2 separate regions of the Mus musculus genome follow, and region 2 is linked to region 1. A link is a loop called in an ENCODE intact Hi-C map of the cell type or tissue named here. Cell type or tissue: left cerebral cortex. All regions are shown on one strand.

Region 1 (8,000 bases):
TCATTTCAGTATGGTCTCGTGTGACTTCCCCATACCTCTGTTACAGAATTTTAAAATTTGCTATATAATTTATATAAATTATACTTGCTTTATAATTACATGAGTTAATGAGTGTATTCATTCATTGAAACCCTTGGAACACTGGAAATAAAAGCATTCCACATCCTGACTGTCTCTTTCGCAACACCGTCCTCCCCACAGGATTAACAGTTAGTAATTTGGTGGGTATTTTCTAGACCTTTCTCTGTGTGTTTGTACATTATGTACTTTGAATTATATACAGCTAACTTTATTTTGCTTTGGAACATTATTCTATATTTTTCCTGAAACTATGTGAAGTTTAAGAATACTACTGTGTGGTGGGGTGGGGTGGGGGGCGGTGGTTAGAAAGATTGCTCAGTGTTAAAAGCACTTGCTTTTCTAAGACCAGAGTTCAGTACACACACACACACACACACACACACACACACACACATACACAACCACTTGAGTTTTTGTCACTAGGCAGAGATTTTTCCTAATCTCCTGTAATATCTGAGTATATAGCTTATTCATACCCTGCTGGTTGGCATGTTGGTGTTGGATATATTTTACTCATAGCTTTGGTGAATAGCCTTGTTCACATACATGTGTGTTCTTCAGGCCGGACTGTTAGAGATGGCTTCCCTCAGCTGTACTGAGTGCCCATTTTCATGCTCGTCTTTGCTCCCAATGAGCTCCTCTAACACCAGTGCCGGCTTGAGCTTGCAGCACAGGAGAGCACCCATCTCTTCATGCCCTCACCAACACTTGATATTGTCAAGCCTTATATTTTTATCACTTGTATGAAAGTTGCATTACATAGCTGGTATAATTGGAATATCTCCACATATTGATTGGATGTTTTTATTTCCTCCTCTGTGGCTTGCCTATTTATATAATTAACCCATTTGTCTTGTGTATTGTTTGTTGTTCATTTGAATTGATTTTGTAGAGTTACATATATATGCACATATAATTTGTGTTGCAAATCACTTCTAGGCTGTGACTTGTCTTTCAGCTTTCTCAGTGATGTGTTCAGAGAAGTTTAAGGATTCTTTCCTTCATAGTTTTGTGAGTTTGTGTTTCACAGGGTGAAAAGCAGCCATCAAATTAGAGATGTGGCTCAGTTAGTAGAGTGCTGGCTATGCAAGTGTAAGGACTTGAACCTGGGTTCAGATCCCCAGGGCCTATAAAAAGCCTGGCACAAAATAGACTATCTAATATAGTCCCCAAGGAGGCATGAGAAGCCCGCTTTGGAGTTGTTGGTCAGGGTTGTCCAAGAGAACCTAAAACACAAAACATTACAGTCTTTTCTGTTGTCCTTGGTTGCCCCCAAGAGGTAGAAGGTAAGTCCCTGTTCCTGAAGACACCATGCACTTCAGACACATGGGGCCCAGAGGACTTGAGCTGGATCTGACCTGCAAGCCTCCTCCTGAAGGTCTAGTTTTCATGGCCAGAAGGTGGCATGCAGCTCGCAAGGAGGGAGACAACCAACAGTGCTACCCAGCCATGTTACCTACGGACCGCATCAACAACCGGCATGGCACAGTGATACTAAGGGTGCAGCAGTGACCTGCATCCTGTGACAGGAACCAACAGTTTTCTCATTGGGTGTAAGGCCCTCTCATCAAGAAGGAAACTGTGCCTGGCTCTGGAAACCTAGCCAACTACTCAAGGGTACTGAGGTCATGGATCTTGGAGGAGAGCCTACAACTGTCATTTTAATAAAAGAGCATAGTCCTTATCTAAATTAGAAATATTTGCCTTCATATTTACAGATTAGTCCTCACCCTTCATCAAAGAAATGTCTCTTTGTCACATAGGGAAACCATTGCTGAACCACAGCCAATTGAAATGCAGAGTTGTAAAGCCCAGTCCTACTGATATATCTGCAACTCAACTCCTGCACCTTAGGCTCAGGAGTCATAACAGAAGAAGGATCAGCAAGACCGTACAAGCCAGAGAAGCAGGATGTTTGCTGAGAGATGATGCCTTCTAGTAGATCAGAAGATATTCTACACCCATGAAGTCGCACTAGCATGGCTGCCTAAACAAGATCTGAATGTAGACAATACCAAGAGGCATGCTAATGTGGAAAGGAGAGCACTCAGGGAGCCTCAGCCCTAGACAGAGAACCACAGGCAAGCAAGGAGTGCAGGGGAGTGGTCTTCCTCAGGGACGAGTCCCTAATTAGTTATTCAACGCCACGTGGTCAACCCTGGAAACATGCATACGAGTAACATTATACAGACTGATCGGGTTGTATGTATGTATTTAGAAGTAAGTGTGTGTGTGTGTGTGTGTGTGTGTGTGTGTGTGTGTGTACAATTAAAGAAAAGAGGCCATGCATTTGGAAGGGAACAAGGCAGGGGAAGTGGTACATGGCAGTGACTGGAGGGAGAAAGGGGAAGGCAGAAATATAATTATATTAAAATCATAAAATTAAATTATTTGATAGAAAAAAATGGTATGATGCATGTATTCTTATAATCATAGCTTTAGGGAAAGGAGACAGAGACAGGGACCCCTAAAGCTCATTGGCCGGCCAGTCCAGCCTGATGATGGTGCTTGCTGCCAAGCCTGACAGGCTGGGGTTTGCTCCTGGAGTCCACACATGGAAGAAGAGAGTGGTCTTGCACAAGTTGTCCTCTGAGCTCCACACACATGCCAGGGTGCTCAAGGGCATGTGTTGTTCTAAGTATTAAAAATCATATAAAAATATAAAAGTAAAGGTGGTGAGAGATTGAGGAAAGACACCAGATGTCAACCCCAGTCGTCCACACACAAGGGAATGAGCCCAACATGCGCACACTACACATATACACAACACTAAACACACACTCTAAGACTGGTTCCCCAAGCTCATAGGATGTCTTCACCCTGCTATATTTTCATGGCTTGAGTTACATCATCCATCTTGGTGTCTGTGAGAGGTTGCAGACAACAGCTTGGCCGGCCACTTCCTCTCAGAGTGCTTATAGCTTAGTCCACTTCACCCATTCTCCGGATGGCGTGGCCGAGGTGGGGCACTCGCATGCTCATATGTACTCGCCTGTGCGTGTGCATGAGGAGTCTGAGTCCTATACTCGCTAGATTCCTCTAGCTTTGCTATTTTTTTTTTAAATGAAATAAGGTCTCTCATTTAACTTGGAGCTTGTCATTGTGGTTAGTCTGGCTGGCCAGCGAGCCCCTGTGGTGACAGACATATGTGGTGACAGCAGGCTTTTATGTGGGTATGGGATCCGAACTCATGTCCTCAAGCTTACATGCCAAGCATTTCCCCACTGAAGCATCTCCTCAGCACCTCAGGGATGGATTGGTCAAGATTGAAGAATCTTGAAGTGAGTCTGGAACCTGCCCTGGCAGTGAGTTTAACGGTTCTTCCCGATTACCTCAGTTTGTGCAGTGACCACGACTAAACTAACACACCTTAGGGCTGTTCCCGTGGATGACGATGGCACTCTTACTATTACATAAACGATGGCAAAGTGACACTATTCCTCCCCGCTAGAACAAGGCAGGCTTTTATTTCTGTCTCTGTGATTTGATGCAGATTTCAAAACACATTTTTCTGCGTTTCTGTCCAGCTCTCTAACTTACCCTGTCAACAGATGGCTCTGATTTCCATGTTCTGATTTTGGCAACTTCAGCCCATGGCAAAAATAAAATAAGAAAGCTATTCTGGCCAGGCCTTCCGTTCTGCTCATTGTCCTGCCTTCCGTCCCAGTTATAGCTTTTCCTTATCACCTGGTGGTGGACCCTCAGCCTTACACCTCTGTATGTGGCAATCACCCTTCACTGCTGCATTGTGTTTCCCTGTAGATGCACTCTGTCATTGGCACTGTGTGTCACGTTTGTTGGTTGTTTTGTTTTGTTTTTAATTGCACGCAGGGCTTGTACGAACTCATATAACTTGTCCAAGACTGCTAGATGTCATGGACAAGAAATTCCCAAGCCAGTTATTTGTAAGTTAGATATGGGCTCCTTGAAAACGCCTAACCATGCCAGATTGTTTTCTAAAGACCTAGTCTCTATAAGTTTCCCCCCAGCCCTGATCTTGTCACATTTGAAAAGCTGCTGAGGTAACGGGTGAGATGGTCTCCTGCTTGTTCTACACTGTTTTTTTTTTTTTTTTTTGAATGGAGCCGAGTGTGTTTGCAAGTGTGGAAACCTTCCACACGCTGACTCACCGGGGCTTCCCTGTGTGAAGCATCTGCATGTATCTCTTGGCCACTTTTCTGCTTGCTTGTTTGTGTGTTTCCTAATTGGTCTGTAGGAGTCTGTGTCCGGGTGGGCGGCTGAGCCCGCCATCTCCTGTGTGGTTGCAGCTCCCTGTGCTCTTTACGCTGCAGATGGAGGCCTTGCAGAACACTAGCTCAGAGTTTTAATGAGGCGGAGTGTTAGTCTGTATGATCCCGGCATTTGTGTCTTCTCTGATTTGGGACATTTCTTCCTTGTCCTGAGAGCATGCGCGTAACACTATATGGGCCCAAGTTTTAAAACTAGTTTGCTTTTCACAAATAAAACAATACACAGTTGATGGTGGTGTGTAATTGAATTAGGCATCCAGTTTTTCTCCATAGAAATCATTAATTGAAAAGTCTGTCCGTTCCCCCAGTGACCTGCAGGGCCACCCGTTTTCTAAAGCATGGTTCACATGCATACAGTGTGCTCCTGGGCTCTATTTGGAGCCATCAGGTATGTGAAGTCAGCTGTACAGCAAACAGTTTCCATTACACTATGTTTATAACCGCTCTTGGTGGGCTTTCCTTCAGCAGCAGGGACTGTCCACCCCTCCACTCTCCTGCACCAAAGTTTGGCAAGTTCCTTAAAAATCCCACTGGAGTTTTGATGGGCACAGAATTGAATCTTTAAGTCAATTTAGAAGAAATGACGTCTTTATAATAGCAATGCATCTCATTGCCTTAATCCTTACCTTCTGTATTTATACTTTTCACAGACAGGTGTCTTGTGATCTTGGCTAGATTTGGTCCCTTGTGCTTAATGTGCATGTACTTTCAGTGCAAGATGGTACACTTATGAAATTTCAACTTAAGGTCTAAAACTTCACTTCAGATTTGGAATTTCGGTCTTTTCTGGGATAGCAATCTGCCACGTATTTGGCCGTGGTACTGGCTGGAGGCTGAGAGCCGAGTCCTCAGTCAGCCCTGTGGTCTTATGGGGCTCTCTCTCCAAGGTGCTCTGCAGGGTTCTAAGAGGGCAGCTGAGCTCGGCATATTCCTGCACTGTCAGTTTGCTCTGTGGTCAGTTGACAACAGCTTGATCAGGTCTGCCTCATGGGGCTTGGCTCGAGTCTTGAGACATACCTTTGTTTTCATGGCTACTCCAAGAAGCTTCATTTGATACATTTCATTTTCTGTTTGTTGATGGTGCAGATGAGTGGAATTATTATTTTTTGTATATTGATTATACCCTTAAACTCTTAGCAGTTTCCCTGATTTATGGATAGATCCTTCTGAGCATCTCATGTTGGAAACCACATCATCTGTAAATAATGGCAGACTTAGTTCTTCACTGGCAAACTCTGAAACTCTTGTGTTTGGCTCTCCCATCCCTGCCCCCCCCCCCCACACACACACTCCACACACAGCTGGGTAACAGCACGGCCAAGGCTTCTGAGACCTGGTTCATACCTACAAGAGGTTGGTGTCAACCCCAATTCATCGGAGACATTCGCTGTGCACTGTACACTGTAGATCCCCATTGTCAATTTATCAGCAGTTTTTTTTATCAAGACTATATTTCAGATTTTCTCCACTTAGCATCTATTTTGATACCTACAGATTTCTCTCTTTTAGACTATCAATTTTCATAAATTATTGATTTCTAAATATTAAAGCAACCTTGAATTTCAGAGAGAACCCTCAATTGGCCTGGCAAATTCCCTTTTCTGCTTATTTCTGGATTTGGTTTAGCAGTGTTTTGTTCAGGAGCTAAGCACGCATGTCTCGAGTGGCATTAGGCTGATCTTCTCTCAGCTTCTCTTCGTTGTGTTATGATCCTGGAGGTGTTTTCTTTTTACCTCCTGGATGGAGCTGTGCAGTGCTGCAAGGCGAGGCGCTGAGAGGCACAAGGGGAGACCTGTAAACATTCTGACAGTGTGCTCTGTCCTCAAGCCTACAGGCAGGCAGGGATGGCTCTCCCATATGGATCCCACCTTGCTGGATTGGAAGATGTCCATGTGAACCCACCTTGCTCTGCACCTCACTTGGGGCACGGCGTTATCCTCCAGTCTAAGCAGTTTGGGTAGTAGTGTTCATGGTCAGGAGAGCACCCTTCATGGTAAAGAGATCACCCTATGAGGGAAAGTTTCTGTCACTGCAGCCTCATCTGCAGGGCAGTTCAAAGTCTTAGCATCCCTGTTTCTCAGCCACAGCCCACTGAGCAACACAGCCCAGCCAGCAGCCATTGCCTCTGACTGAACAGAGCATTCCCCAGCTGATGTGGGAGTGCCTGTTCCACAGTGGATGTCTTCTGGCACGCCTGTGTTCATAGGGACATGAGTGTCCTCGCTTCAAGTACATGTCCTCAGGGTTCCGTCTACCAACCTTCTTGTTGGTAAGAGAACAAATGTCTGACCACAAAACAACAAGTAACCGAGTCCCCCCAACAAAACAATCTTCTTATCTTATCCTTTCCAAGCCCCTGGTGAGGACCCTGCAGCCACTGCTCATGCATTCCTGTTGATGCTTCTCCACATCTTGCCTTTCTCCTTGCTTCATATGAAGATCTTCTTCCTGCAGTTCTGTCTATGGGAAGAGTTTTCCTGTTTAAGTTCAGGGGCATTATGAGTGGGGCTGTAATTGGTCCCTTCACTTCTGAGCAGTGTTATGCAGGCTTCCTTAGAAACTAGTCCCGTCCTTGTCTGAGATGGTTTGTATATGCTTGGCTCAGCACTTTTAGGAGGTGTGGCCCTGTTGGGATAGGCGTGTCACTGTGGCCGTGGGTTTAAGTTCCTCATTTTAGCTGCCTGGAAGTCAGTATTCTACTAGCAGCCTTCAGATGAAGATGTAGAACTCTCAGTTCCTCCTGCACCATGCCTGCCTGGATGCTGCCATGCTCCCACCTTGATGATAATGGACTGAATCTCTGAACCTGTAAGCCAGCCCCAATTAAATGTTGTCCTTCTAAGAGTTGCCTTGGTCATGGTGTCTGTTCACAGCAGTAACACCCTAGTTAAGACGTTGGTCCCTCCCCATAGCTGCAGTGCTCTCCATGAATCTGTGGGGGTAGGCTGAGGGAGCTGCAGTTGTGGTGTGGCATCTCTGCCACCAGCCTGTGGTGCTTTCACGGGCTCTGAGCTGGCGTGACTTATGTCATGTGCACCAATCTAATTTGCCAGTGGAATGCTGCTGTGTGCATCTAGCTTTGTGCTCCACGGATCAGATAACAGTCATTTGTTGGGGGGGACACGGTTACTTGTTGTTTTGTGGTCAGACATTTGTTCTCTTATCAGGGCCCCATCATAAGCCAAGAGTTGTTTTTCAAGTAGACAGTAATAATAGGCAGAAAGCATGGCCTTGCACCAGTGCTATCGAGGCCAGCCCTGTGGTTTTCTTCCAGGGCCTGTAAGAGGTTCTATGCCTGTCTGCCTGAGGCACTTGCACTTGGCTGGCTAGCAGATTGTAGTGGCACTATTGGGGCTCCAGATACCAGTGTCCCTTCAGAGCAACTACACATAAGATAGGGGAACGTGTATATTTCCCTTTCTATGACAGCTGTAAATGTCTCCCGGTGCCTCTAGAGAAGGCTGTGTGTGTGTGTGTGTGTGTGTGTGTGTGTGTGTGTGCATGTGAGTATTCACACCTAGCCCTATTCATGCAACATAGTATCACACTTTCATCTCACCGTGTCTTTATAGATGCAGGGAGGCCTTCTTGGATATTAAGCATCCCCAGCCCCCAGCCACCACTAATGGAGCCTTTCTCTTCCCCGTGAGTGTTCTCTGTAATACTTCT
Region 2 (8,000 bases), 110 kb before region 1:
CTTATTGTCATTATTATGCAGAGAGAAAGTCACCTGAAGCATTGCTATGTTGATCAGACTGGCCAGGAACACCTAGACTGAAGCAATGCTCCTGCCTCAGCACTCTAAAGGCTGGGATTACACAAAAAAGACTCCGTGCAAGCAGGTGAAGCCCCTCTTGGAGCCAGCGGAAAGCCAGCTCAATTACTGTTTAGAAGTAGGACACCTTAGTGCTGCCTGGGGAGGAGGGAGGTGATTACAGCTAGGCCCCACTGTACACAATAGGAAGGTTCTTGGAAAGTTGTTCTGAATAGAGTATTTGTAAATGGAATCGTATTAGCATGTATTATAGAGACTCTCTCTACAAAGGAGCCCTGCGGGTGAAACCCTTTCGAAATGGAAAGGAAACTTTGTTATGCAAATAACTATCTTTTAATTGATCCATTTTAAAGTCGGAGCTTGTACGCATTCAATCTTAAAAAGAACACACCTGTGTGTCACCTCTAGCTTCCCCACCCTGGGGGCCAAGTAAACATTACCTGGCCATCTTGCTCAGCTCTGAAAGTGCTTTACAAAACTGCTGTTAGAGACAGAAGGTTCTACCTTGGCGTGTAGACCAGGGGTCAGGAGGCTTTTTCTGGAAAGGGCCTATAGTAAATACCTTTGGCTCTGAGTGGTATGGTCTCTGTTATGTAATGTTGTAGCCTCTAGGTCAGCCACAGATGACAGATGAATGGGTACCGTTGTGTTCCAGTCAAAGTTTATTCATGAACACTGGCATTCATTTCTTCTTGTGCTTGAGATAAGGTCTTGCGTATCCCAGGCTGGTCTCAAGCTGGCTAGGTAGACAAGGATGGCTTAAACTCCTGCTTCTCCTGCTCTGCTGAGCTTCTAGGCATGTGCTACCACAATAGGCTTAGCAGTAGACTTCTTTAATTTATTCTTTTTTTTTATTATTTTCTGTTTGTTTGTTTGTTTTTATGAGACAGGGTTTCTGTGTAGCCCTGGCTGTCCTGGAACTCACTCTGTAGACCAGACTGGCCTCGAACTCAGAAATCCCGCCTGCCTCTGCCTCCCAAGTGCTGGGATTAAAGGCGTGCGCCACCACTGCCTGGCTAGCAGTAGACTTCTTAAAGGGAGAGACTATAAGCTAATGAAGTGAGGATTAGGAATCCATAGACATGAATTGGAATCTGCAAGAGGCTGCTTGCTTCCTGGGTATTGTGTTGTCTCATCCACAAACTGCAACAACCACAGGTCCTTCGTGTGTAGACCCTAAGCAACATATATGTAGTAGGCATGTGTGTTAGAGTCTATATAATCCCCAGGCAATGCTTAGTTAATATTTCATAAGTGTTTGTTACATTCATAAAAGCATAATTAATAACCTACCACCAGAGTTACATTTGAGTCCATCAGAGGAAGGGACCTGGGTATCTAAGTTTACAAGGAACAGTTAATTTCCTACTCTAAGGTGCCAGGACTAACCAGCAAACTCAGCTGGAGACACTGAAGCACACACCCGCTCGAAGGAGCCTGCCTTATTTAATCCAACAGAGGGCAATGGTGCACCCTAAACTGCAGCTTGTACTTTGTAATTTTTTTTTCTTTCTTTCCCTCTGAGGCCTTATAATCTTTATCTAGGCAGGTTTGGTGACTGTCCCCATTGTCCCTTGTGAGTTGTGAGGCTTATAAACTGTCTCAGAGCCTAGCATCTATGAAATGCAGCCTTGCTTGGATGGAAGAGAATTAGACACCATCTTCTCCCACACATTTCTGGGTTTAAATTCCTTCTGAATGCCATGGAAAGATAGTTCCTTTCATTTCAGGGCTCTGTCTTTTTTTTTCCCCCTCTTCTTCTCCTGCCCTTCAGAAACAACATCTTACTTTGTAGCCCTAGCTGGCTTCATATTTGCAAAATCCTCCTGCTGCAGCCTCCAGACTGCTGGGATTCCTGGTGCAGGCTAGTGTGCCTGACTTTTGTTGAGCTTCTGACTATATATTAATGATCTTGTATTAAAATCTGTATTGTGTCATTTCCTTCCTTCCTTTCTTTTCTGTTCTCTTTCTTCCATGTCTGTGTGGTTCATATATGTGTGTGCATTCATAGATATTTAGGCACATTTGTGTACATGCCTGTGGATGTTTAAAAAGCAAACTTGGGTGTCTTTCTCAGTCACTCTCTAGGGATTGAGGCAGAGTCTCCTGCTGAACCCAGAGCTTAGCAATTCTGGCCAGTCTTGGTCTTGTGGGCCCACAAGCCTGCCTCAGTGGAGCACCTCTCTCTTACTTCCTAGGAACACAGGCAGCAACGATGCCTGACTGGCTTTTAAGTGGGTTCAGGGATTCAAACTCTGGTCCTCTCTGCAAGCACCTTCTCCACTAAGCCATCTCTCAAGTTCCTAGTGTGTGCATTTCCTTGCCCTGACTGCTGTAGCCATGGCTGGGATCATTCTGCCTTAGTGGGCATTTAGCTTAGCAGGGGAGGACAAAAAGGCATAGGTAAATGGCGCCTGAAAAATCTGTAATCACTGGATGGACAATGACCCTTCAGCTCCCTGTCAGCTTCTGTTTAAATGTTCTACCAGAGGCGCAAACCAATTTATGTGGGACGCAGGAGGCTTGGCTTCTCTACACGTTGGGCTCTTGAAGAACTGAAATGTTAACCTGCCTGCCAAATGTCTAAGAAGTCAGACACATCCCCTTACTGTGTCGTCCTGAATTGTCGCTAACGGATCCTCTGAGCCTTTAAAGCAGTGACCTGCGAATTCCTTCCTAGCAAGAATCCACCTCTGTTTCTTCAAAGATTTGAATCTAAGGCCAGAGAGTGTAGAACCGGGCAGCTCTAACCAGTTCATGCACGGATGGACCCTTGCTATTCTGCTTTTGCCCCAGATCACTGCTGCAGGTGGCCCTGCATCCAGGGGTGGCTCTCAGGACTCTCTTCATTGATCTGTAGCCAGGGATTCCTCTAGATATTGGTCCACTTAAATGAGAGACTCCATCACTTCCTTTTTTGGTTTAGGATCTTTTAGGAGAATAAACAGCCTTCTCAGTGGAGACAAGTGATCTCCCTCCAGAAAATAGATGCACAGCTCTGATTCCGCTGCCACGGAAGAAAGCAAGACTAGCGAAGCACATCCCACCCAAATCACTTCTATCCAGGACGCGGAGATCTCCATCCCCTCCAAAGTGACCATGGGCGTACAGGGCATTTCTTATTTTTCTCCTGCCCTCTTTATTTTCTCACTCCTATGCCCCAGGGGAGCACAAATCCCCCGTCAGGACTGGGCTTGGAGACCCAGAGGAAGTGGCTTTTGATTAGAAGCCTCCGGGGCCCCACCCCCTACTCCCATCCATTTCTGTCCTGTGCGCAGGTGTGTTCCCCAAATAACAGTTCATCTTCTTGCTGCTTCTCTTCTGCGGGAAGCCACCAACAGAGCTGTCTCTAATGACAGGAGACAAAGGGGCAGCTGGTTTGGCAGCAAGGTGGCTGAGCGGGCAGGCAGGGAGGATCATACTTTCTCCTCCTCATCTGGAGAAGCCTGAGGCTCTGTCCGTCATCACCGTGACGTGCCTGCGGGGTGGGTGGGGGTGGGGCAGGTCATTCCAGGCTTTACCACTACATTGCGCGAGGCCCTATTACCTACCAGGCCCCTCCTGGAGATTTCTGCCAACCCCGGGATCTGTCTCTTCTGCTTTCCTGATTTCCAAGTGGGAAGCTTCTCTGTGGGTTGGAAGGCACTTGGTGTTCAGGTTGTGGGAAGCATATAAGCAGGATGTTTTTCAGACACACAGACAAACGTACACGTGGTGGAGTGGGGGTGGGGGTGGGGAGCCCTTAAGCAGGTCCTGTCACCGTGATTATGGCGACTGCATTCCTCTAAGGGCTCCTGCATTATTTCTCTCTTTCTTTTAATTCCCTCTTTTTCCTTCGCAAGATTTTTTTTTTTTTTTTTTTTTTTTTTTGGTTTTGTAGGAAGGAGTGGGAAGAGAGGAAGTGGAAAGGAAGAGAGGTGTGAGGACGCTGTCCTCAGGCAGGCCCCCTCCCCTCTGCCTATACCTCAGTTTCATCCCCAGCTCTCATCACACGCCCTCTCTGTAATCCCCTCTGCCTGGCTTATATAATCAACTATTTTTTTTTTTTGTGCTTATAACATATTGTGTCATTCACCCCCAAACTTTATCGAAGAAAAATACCCTTTTGCTTTTTTTTCCCTTAACCCTAACACACATGTTCTATTAAACTCAGACAACTCCCACCCCCACCCCACCCCCTTTTTTTTTTTTTTAACCTGTCAAACTGTCAGGCGAGGCTGCCTCAGAAGAAGGGAAGCTCACAGAGGAGGGGTGGGGTGAGGTCGGGGAGGGGAGGGGCGGGGCAAACCTGCCTTTAAACCCCTGTTGCTTACTTGGGCAGCTGAGGACTCTTAGTTCTCTATGCCTCAGTTTCCCCTCTGAGAATTCAGATGACGTCCTCACTTGCCACCTCCCAGGGAAAGCGAGTGCAGAAAGCCCCGTTCAGCTCTGGCATTTGCCTTCATAGTGTCTTTTCCCCAAAGCGTTTTGGCATCGGAGTATTCTACCAACATTTCTTGTAGAGAAAAACAAATGTCAAAACTGCTTTTAAAAGTGTAAATCCACCAAGCATATGCTCCTTTTTTCTCGTTTGAAGCCTCCATCTCCCCTCACTTCCCCTGGGCAGGTGCTAACTTCTTTCTCCTGGCCATGAGCCTTGGCTGTGGTGTTAGCCAAAGATATAGCCGTGGCGTGGGATGGAGACCACTCACTAGGTAGGAGGAGAAGGTTGACTTGCCAAGGAGAAAGGAGGAAACTGATTTGGCTTCTACACTCTGCCCAAACACCCAGGGCGAGATCATGGTGTGGCTGGCTTAGAACAGGAAGCTGGGGGGCAGCTGGGGGAGGGAACATACCACCCAAGTTTCACCAACGCCTAGAGACAAGAACCCGCCAAGACCAAGCGGCCCTTGCGTGCTTGTGATCTAGGATGTGGCAAGGGTTTTACCAGTGGGCACTCATTGTAATTTTGGGGGTGGAGCAGAACTGGGAATCGAACCTACTGCTTCACAGGCACGCTAGGCAAGCTCTCTACCATTGGGCTACCTCTAGAGCTCAGCATTTATTGCTGTTATTGGTGACTGGACATGGGAGAAAGAAGCAAGATATGAGAGTGAGTGTCTGATGTTTCCTAAGGCTATGTGCTTGCTCTGCTTGGTTTCTTGGCCTCCATTGGTACTAGCAAAATCATGGGCCTTCCTCCCACCAGGTCAGGATAATTGCTAACTAGCTTAGGCCTACTGAACCTTCCTGGGTGGCTGGCTGTCAGCTAAGAAATTGACAGCAGCAATTCCCACATACCATGGAAATTCAAGCCCATTACTTCTTGGTCAAAGAGGCAATGACTGCAATAAACTGGCTGACCTCAGAGTGGGCAATCGTGGGCTCAAAGGCAATTTTAGAAATGGGAACCGTGTGTCACTTCACACAAACTGCAGCCCCCCCACTTCCTCCTCCCTCCGCCTTCTCCCCTCCCCCTCTCTCCCGCCCACCCCCTGCAACACATTCAAGGGTTTTCAAGTTCACGCTCTCTTTTAAACACTAGTCACTTACCATGGCTATATTTAGAATGTATGTTTTAAAAATTCTCCTGTTGTTTTATTAAAACAACACCATGCAAACCTCGAAACAACAGCATCAAAATGCCAAGATATCACCGGCCCTACTAGAGAGAGGTCCCTGACAGCCCCACTGGGCTGTCAAGCTGACTTCTGACCCAGCAATCCTGTGCTTTAGGGCAACAACAGAAATGATGGGAGAAAGGCTGATGCATCTCTGGCTGATTGCCCCGTTATCCTTCCGGTTTCCTAGAGCCATAGCAATTGTCTACGGACACACCGTGCTGCGGGCAAGTCCGAGTGGAAATGAAGCATTACAAATACCTCCCTGACTCCACAAGCGTTTTGTGAACCCCGTCAGAAGGGTGCGGGGAGCGGCTGAGGGAGATGAAAGTAAAGGGCAAGAAAGGGACAGTCAGACAGATTTCTACAGAAGCCAGTCTTTTTCCTCCTTCCCATTTCCTATTCAGGGCACGTCACGGTTCTCCTTCAAATAAATCACTAGGACGTTATGGGACCTTCATGCTCCTCCTCCTCTTCCCTTCGGCCCAGTTCAGATTTGTTTTTATTGATCTGGGCTCTGAAAGTTGGTCGTATTTATCATGTGTTTGAAAACCCTCCATCTTTTGCTCTGTGGTCACTGGGGCTGTAACATTGCTCATACCCATAACACACTCCCTGTCGGTCTCCTCTTTTTCCCCTCCCTATCCGTGCCTGAGGTTCTCGTCACTCTTGTTTGATCAACACACACACGTGTAGCCCAGAAGACTCTGTGATCACAGCCACCTTAATCTTTTTGTCATTTTTCCTTGTGTCATCAAATCCCCGTTTATCATTGGAACGCTGGCCATTTTTCAGCTCACTGGTTTCCAAGCCTGCAGAAGCGAACATTAACTCAGACAGTCACTTACCTGCCTTCAGTCCATAAGTCTATTCCTGAAACCCTAGAGGTGCTGACAGCTTCATAGAGCAAGTCACCCCGTAAAAGCACTAAAAGTTGCCAATCAAAGGGATGGTATTAACTGGGCTTGGTGGTGGTACATGCTTATAATCCTCAACACTTTGGAGGCTGAGGCAGGAGAATCACAAATTTGATATTGCCTTGGAATTCATAGTGAGTCTCTGTCTCAAAAAAAAAATCAGAAAACAAGACAAGCAAAAACCCAGTTAAAGGGATATTATTTTGAATTTTGCTGGTCAAGTAAATAATTAGAATTTTCTCATTTTAGGAAAATGTAGGCCTTCCTTGAATGAGTTTGGTTATCTATCCATCTATCTATCTATCTATCTATCTATCTATCTATCTATCTATCTATCATCTATCTATCTATCATCTATCTATCTATCTATTATCTACCTATCTACCATCTATCTATCTATCTATCTATCTATCTATCTATCTATCTATCTATCTCCATACAGGGTCTCATACTGGATACAAAGTCAATGCTGGCCTCAAACTCCCGATTTTCTGCCTTTATTTCCCCAGTGTCACGATTACAGGTAAGCACCACAGCCAGCTGGTCTCTCTTTCGTTTGTCTTGGCACTTTTGATCAAGAAAGGCCCCCAACTTTGGGCTCACCAAGTTGGCAGCAGTTCACAAAGCAATTTGGGTTTCTCCTCAGCGGGCATGTAGGTGCAAGGGAAGCAGCTTGGTTGTAAAATGCAAGCAAACTGCTTGGCATGTCTGTTACATTGAACAAAAATGTCTCTCCTCATCCCAGACATTGCTCAAAGAAGAAAAAGGGGAGGAGGAGGGGGGGAGGAGGAGGAGGAGGAGGAGGAGGAGGAGGAGGAGGAGGAGAAGAAGAAGAAGAAGAAGAAGAAGAAGAAGAAGAAGAAGAAGAAGAAGAAGAAGGAAGAAGAAGAAGAAGAAGAAGAAGAAGAAGAAGGAAGAAGAAGAAGAAGAAGAAGAAGAAGAAGAACAACAACAACAACAACAACAACAACAACAACAACAACAACCCAGACCACCATAAATCCCAGATTTTCTTTCCTAAATATGACTGTTCCAGAGTCTTTCATCACCTGTCCTTGATCTCCTGGTCAAGGTCCAAAGGCCTCACCTCAGTCCTCCTCTAGCTCTAGAATATGTCACTGAACTTGAGCTTAGTATTCAGGATGTGGCCTGAGCAGGGTTGGGCGAAATAGGATGATCCAATTACTTTCTCTGCTGCTCGCATTTGGTAATTGTGTTATACATTGCTGCTGGCTGTTCAGGAGCTAAAATACTCTAAGGGTGCAGGTGTGTTAGACAGGAAGATGGTGACGCTAGGCCCCTTCTAATGTGGGAGTTCTGAACCACAGCACAGGGCTTCACGTGGCCCTGAATATTTTATTCTGTTTGCCTCTGTTCCTTTGGCCAGCTGCCAGTCTGGTTGGCC

Evidence for each region. A loop is a pair of places that touch in the nucleus more often than their neighbours do. Peaks named below come from ENCODE experiments on the same cell type or tissue, not always from the same donor. Only the 100,000 strongest peaks of a DNase experiment are listed, where the experiment ranks them.
Region 2: a loop joins it to region 1, with 4 times the contacts of the local background. A loop is called at or near these places in 4 of 42 quality-filtered maps.

What each region holds. Positions count from the first base shown.
Region 1 is chr15:80,496,894-80,504,893 of GRCm38, reverse strand. All of the region lies in intron 4 of Enthd1 (ENTH domain containing 1), which reads left to right. Among named protein-coding and RNA genes, the nearest start is that of Gm23220, 43 kb to the right of the region's middle. In left cerebral cortex, a CTCF peak has its summit at 3,772; DNase peaks (open chromatin) are centred at 3,605 and 4,273; H3K27ac peaks cover 545 bases.
Region 2 is chr15:80,611,577-80,619,576 of GRCm38, reverse strand. The region is part of intron 1 of Grap2 (GRB2-related adaptor protein 2); the gene reads right to left. Among named protein-coding and RNA genes, the nearest start is that of Mir6957, 30 kb to the left of the region's middle. In left cerebral cortex, a CTCF peak has its summit at 1,529 (motif pointing right); DNase peaks (open chromatin) are centred at 1,553, 3,414, 3,678 and 4,696; H3K27ac peaks cover 1,126 bases.